Linked DNA regions of Homo sapiens: region 1 is linked to region 2. Evidence: read pairs that join two places in POLR2A ChIA-PET (ENCODE). Cell type or tissue: PC-9. All regions are shown on one strand. Each heading gives the region's core, and the rest is flanking DNA. Links, peaks and the distances in the headings are about the cores only. Region 1 has its middle 15 kb from the start of DRG2. Region 2 overlaps RAI1 (retinoic acid induced 1).

What was found. Peaks named below come from ENCODE experiments on the same cell type or tissue, not always from the same donor. Only the 100,000 strongest peaks of a DNase experiment are listed, where the experiment ranks them.
Region 1: POLR2A ChIA-PET joins it to region 2 with 18 read pairs; 2 of 35 experiments call an interaction of 5 or more read pairs at or near these places.

The regions. Positions count from the first base shown.
Region 1 is chr17:18,072,020-18,074,826 of GRCh38, forward strand. No RefSeq gene overlaps it. Among named protein-coding and RNA genes, the nearest start is that of DRG2, 15 kb to the right of the region's middle. In PC-9, for the core only: no CTCF peak of the experiment used is centred there; no DNase peak of the experiment used is centred there.
Region 2 is chr17:17,707,584-17,710,390 of GRCh38, forward strand. All of the region lies in intron 1 of RAI1 (retinoic acid induced 1), which reads left to right. It overlaps LOC124903943 (a long non-coding RNA gene), which reads right to left. Exons shown (of 2, transcript XR_007065650.1): 2 at 1-2,807. Among named protein-coding and RNA genes, the nearest start is that of RAI1, 28 kb to the left of the region's middle. In PC-9, for the core only: no CTCF peak of the experiment used is centred there; no DNase peak of the experiment used is centred there; H3K27ac peaks cover 2,239 bases.

The sequences.
Region 1 (2,807 bases), core at 2-2,501, 360 kb after region 2:
GGTCAGTATCTGTTTGAGTACCTGCTTTCAAGTATTTTGAGTTTGTAACTAAGGAGTGGAATTGCTAGATCATATAATTCTATGCTTAACTTCTTGAGGAACACCAAACTGTTTCTCATAGTGGCTGCACCATTTTACATTCTCTCCAGCAGTACACAATGATTCCATTTTCTCCATATCCTCTCCAACACCTGTTTTCCTTTTTAAATTTTTTTTTTTTTTCTTGAGACAGAGTCTCACTCTGTCGCCAGGCTGGAGTGCAGTGGCACAATCTCGGCTCACTGCAACCTCCACCTCCCGGGTTCAAGTGATTCTCCTGCCTCAGCCTCCCAAGTAGCTGGGACTACAAGGCACGTGCCACCACGCCCAGCTAATTTTTGTATTTTTAGTAGAGATGGGGTTTCACCATGTTGGTCAGGTTGGTCTGAATCTCTTGACCTCGTGGTCTGCCCACCTCGGCCTCCCAAAGTGCTGGGATTACAGGCGTGAGCCACTGTGCCCAGCCTTAAAATTTTTATAATGGCCATCCTAATGGGTGTGAAGTGATACGTCACTGTGATTTTTGTTGTTGTTTTTCTGAGATGGTATCATTCTGTCACCTAGACTGGAGTGCAGTGGCTTTTCTTTTTTCTTTTTTTTTGAGACAGAGTTTTCCTCTTGTTGCCCAGGCTGGAGTGCAATGGCACGATCTTGGCTCACTGCAACCTCCGCCTCCCAGGTTCAAGCGATTCTCCTGCCTCAGCCTCCTGAGTAGCTGGGATTAGAGGCACCTGCCACCATGCCTGGCTAATTTTTGTATTTTTAGTAGAGATGGGGTTTCATGATGTTGGCCAGGCTGGTCTTGAACTTCTGACCACAGGTGATCTGCCCACCTCGGCCTCCCAAAGTGCTAGGATTACAGGCATGATCCACTGCGCCTGGCCGTGCAGTGGCATTTCTGCACTCCATAATCATGACTCACTGTGGCCTTGACCTCCTGGGCTCAAGCAATTCTCCTTCCTCAGCCTCCCAAGTAGCTGCGACTACAGATGCACGCCACCACACCCAGCTAATTTTTTTTCAAAATATTTGTAGAGACTGGCTCTCACTATGTTGATTTGCATTTACCTAATGATTAGTGATGCTGAGAAATCATCTCAAGTGTTTATTCAACATTTGTATATCTTCTTTGGAGAAATGTCTATTCAAGTCCTTTGCTTTTTTTTTTTTTTTTTTTTTTTTTTTTTTTTTGTAGAGACAGGGTCTCACTACGTTGCCCAGGATCTCTGCTTTCTTTTTTTTTTTTTTTTGAGACAGAGTCTTCCTGTGTCGCCCAGGCTGGAGTACAGTGGTGTGAGCTTAACTCACTGCAACCTGCACCTCCTGGGTTCAAGCGATTGTCCTGCCTCAGCCTCCTGAGTAGCTGGGATTACAGGTGCCCACCACAACGCCAAGCTAATTTTTGTATTTTTAGTAGAGATGGGGTTTCACCATGTTGGCCAGGCTGGTCTTGAACTCCTGATCTCGCAATTCGCCCACCTCAGCCTCCCAAAGTGCTGGGATTACAGGTGTGAGCCACTGCACCCGGCCCCCTGCTCATTTTTAAATCAGGTGCATTGTTTCATTGTTGCTGAATTGTAGGTGTTCTCTATATTTTCTAGATATTAATTCCTTATCAGATACATGCTTTGCAAATATTTTCTCCTATTATTCTGTGGGGTCTCTTTACCATCTCTTTTTTTTTTTTTTTTTTGAGACAGAGTCTCACTCTGTCGCCCGGGCTGGAGTGCAGTGGCACGATCTTGGCTCACTGCAACTTCTGCCTCTCAAGTTCAAGTGATTCTCTTGCTTCACCCTCCCGAGTAGCTGGGATTACAGATGCCTGCCACTACGCCCAGCTACTTTTTGTATTTTTAGTAGAGATGGGGTTTCACCATGTTGGCCAGGCTGGTCTCGAACTCCTGATCTCGCAATTTGCCCACCTCAGCCTCCCAAAGTGCTGGGATTACAGGCACGAGCCACCGTGCCCGGCGGCCTCTTCATGCTCTTGATAGTGCCTTAATGATGCACAAAAGTTTTTTTTTTTTTTTTTTTTTTTTTTGAGACGGAGTCTCGCTCGGTCGCCCAGGCTGGAGTGCAGTGCTATCTCAGCTCACTGCAAGCTCTGCCTCCTGGGTTCACACCATTCTCCTGCTTCAGCCTCCCAGTAGCTGGGACTACAGGCGCCCTCCACCACTCCTGGGTAATTTTTTTTTTTTTTGTATTTTTAGTAGAGACGGGGTTTCACCGTGTTAGCCAGGACGGTCTCGATCTCCTGACCTCGTGATCCGCCCACCTCAGCCTCCCAAAGTGTTAGGATTACAGGCGTGAGCCACCGCGCCTGGCAAAAGTTTTTCTTTTTGATATAATCCCATTTATCTATTTTTTTTTTCATTTTGTTGCCTGTACTTTTGGTGTCATATCCAAGGAACCATTGCCAAATTTTAATGAATTTCTAGGTAACCATTTATTATAAATTATAGTACAGCTATATAATGAAACACCTCTCAGCATTTCTTATAAAAAGAAATGTACTATAGCGATACAACACAGATGAATCTGGAAACATTATGCTGAGCAGAGGAATCTAGACACAGAAGACGATATGCTGTGTGATTCCGTTCAGATGAAGTTGTAGAAAAGATGAGTCTAACTGGTAGTGATAGAAAGCAGATGGGTGGCAGCCTGGGGCTGAGTTGGGGTGAGGACTGAGTGCGGGGGGGTGGTGGTTTCTGGAGTGATAGAGATGTTCTGTGTGTCAAATGTGGGGGTGGCTGCATCGCCCTATG
Region 2 (2,807 bases), core at 151-2,650:
GGTTCCTGGAAGACTGTTTGTTTATTTGAGACAGGGTCTCACTCTGTCACCCAGGTTGGAGTGCAGTGGCATGATCTCAGCTCACTGCAACCTCCACCTCCCAGGCTCTAGTGGTCCTCCCACCTCAGCCTCCTGAGTAGCTGGGACCACAGATGCGTGCCACCATGCCCTACTAATTTTTTGTATTTTTGGTAGAGACGGGTTTTTGCCATGTTGCCCAGGCTGGTCTCAAACTCCTAAGCTCAGGCAATCCACCTGCCTCAGCTTCCCAAAGTGCTGGGATCATAGGTGTGAGCCACCGTGCAGGCCAGACTCTAGCTTTCATTCTGAGTGAGCTGGAGACTGCAAGAGGCAGGCTCCAAGCTGACTTACTATCTCACAGGCTCCCTCAGGAGTTGAGGGGGCCAGACAGAGCTTGAAGGGGAGTAGAAGGCTCCTGGAGGCTCTGGCAGACCTCAGAAGCTGCAGCCACATCGACCAAGCTGACCCCACCCACCATCTCCAAGGAATGGGTTAATGGGCACCCCAGGCCTCTCAGGTCTCTGCCTCTGCCTTGCTCCTCCTCCTTCCTCCTGCTGCCACCCTCTGATGGTGCTTCAGCCTGTGCCATTTTTCTGGGTCCTCTCCAAGTGTATATTGACCCTGAGGTGGCAGCAGGAGGGGAGGCAGGCCCCCTCCCCAGGAGGAGACCCCCTTGATGAACTCTGAGAAGCTGGTTGCTTAGCAAGCCCTTTTTTCTCCAACAATACTTGTGCTAATCAGCCTAGATTGAATGAGCAAGGAATTGGCTTTTGCACCTTCCTGTCCTCTCTTCTCATATATATATATACACACACACACACACATATATATATATGTACATTTTTTTCCCTTAGAGACAGAGTCTCACTATGTTGCCCAATCTGGATTCAAAGTCCTAGGCTCAAGCAATCCTCCTACCTTAGCTTCCTGAGTAGCTGGAACTACAGGTGTGTGCTAGAGTGCCTGGCTAGGGACTCCATTCTAGAATCATGGAATCTTAGGGGTCCCCTGGGTTGCATCTTGACTCAGTGAGTGAGTGGGTTACTTTTTCACATCCCTCCTTGTACACCTCCTGTGACTCCTGGCAGCTCACTCTCTTTCTAGCGACTGAGGGCCTCTGGACAAGGTGAGGGGGACAGAGCAATGGTCCAGAAGTTAGAAGACTGTGGTCCCAGTCACAGGCTGGGCACCATAAGTGGACACCATAACTGACCCATCCTCCTTTTGTGCTCAAATGCTGCAGTTCATCCGGAAACAACCAAAACATTCCAGCTTCACAGCTGCCAGGGTTTGGAGTTGAACCCTGTGTCCCGTGCTCCTGCCACCCCTGCTCCAGGCACAAAGGGAACAGTTCGTCAGTCCACCACGGGCCTTTCCTATCCTCAGTTGCAGAGTGGGCCAGGACATGCCGCTTTACAGATGGGAAGACTGAGGCCCAGAGAGTGGAAGGGAAGGAGAGGAGCCCATTCCAGGCTCCCGGCCTGGGATTTTTCCCATATGCTCCAGCAGCCACCCGGGGACCATCATTATGACAATGATGACTGATGGAGGGCCTAGTGTGCCGGGCACTGTGCTGAGAGACCCCAAGGAGGGCGTAGCATCTGTGTCCACAGGAGGAGGCTGTGAGGCTGAGAGTACCTAGGGAGAGCAGAGCTGGAGCTGGCTGGGCTCTGGCCATGCGGCTTTGCTGTTTGCTGTCTGCTGTTTGCCGTATCAAGGGGCGATACTCAGGCGGGCTCCTCTCAGTCTCTCTTCTTTGGTCTCACCTCTACTCAGAAAAGCCCTTTGCTGGCCCCCAAATACTCCTACCCCGACTCTCTTCTCCACCCCTCCAGGCTCCCAAGGCCCCTGCCTGCCTCGGCCTCCCTGCTGGGTTGACCACAGTCAGTCCTGGCTGGAAGCTGACCCTCTCCACAGCTGCCCCAAAATACATGTCACAGTGGGGCATTTGCAGTTCCAGCCTGGGCAGCTGCCCACTAGGTCTCTTTCCTTCCCTTCCCTGGGTCTGCCCCCAGGCCCCTGGCCTCATTCTGGTCCTGAGCTCCCTTCTCTGGGCCAAGGAGCTGCTGGGCCTCGGGGAGGGGGAACCCCAGCACTAGGTCCAAAGTGATGTAGCAGGGCCACTGTCTGTGCCGGGGCCTGGAGCTTTCCTCTGAACCTTAAGGGGCCCCCAGATCAGCTCCGTGCGGGCCTGGGGTGCAGCTTCCAGAATCTTGGAAACCTGTTTTTCATGGAGCCAGATAGAATGAGCACCCAGGAGGAGGCAGTTCCAAGAGCTGGTGCTTCAGGAGGAAACCTGCACAGCAGACAGGCGTGCGCACATTCCTAGATGCTAGCCCTGTGGCGGCGCACCTCACGCTCATTCACAGTACACGGACATGCTCACCTGCCCACCATGGGTGGTCAACCCTTGGACACCCACACTCTTCTCACACCCTCACACACACACTCTGCACCACTCGCCTAGCCCCGGCCACGCTCATGTCAGGATTCTGAAGACCTCGAGCACACACAGACACGCACCTGGTCACGTGCACTTTCACACATACACTTGGCACCAGGGTGGCAGCAGCGGAGGTGACTGAGAAGCCTGCTTTTCACAGAGAATCAGAACCCAGCGGGGGCTTTAGCCACAAAAAAAGAGCATTTCAAGGAGAAGGGCTGCCTGCATGCCAAGCACACGCCCCTCACCTACCCAGGACCCCTTGTGGGAGCTGAGCCCCATGGAGACCCCGGGGTACCCATCCCACCCTCCAACATCCATCCCTACGTGGATATACGGCCAC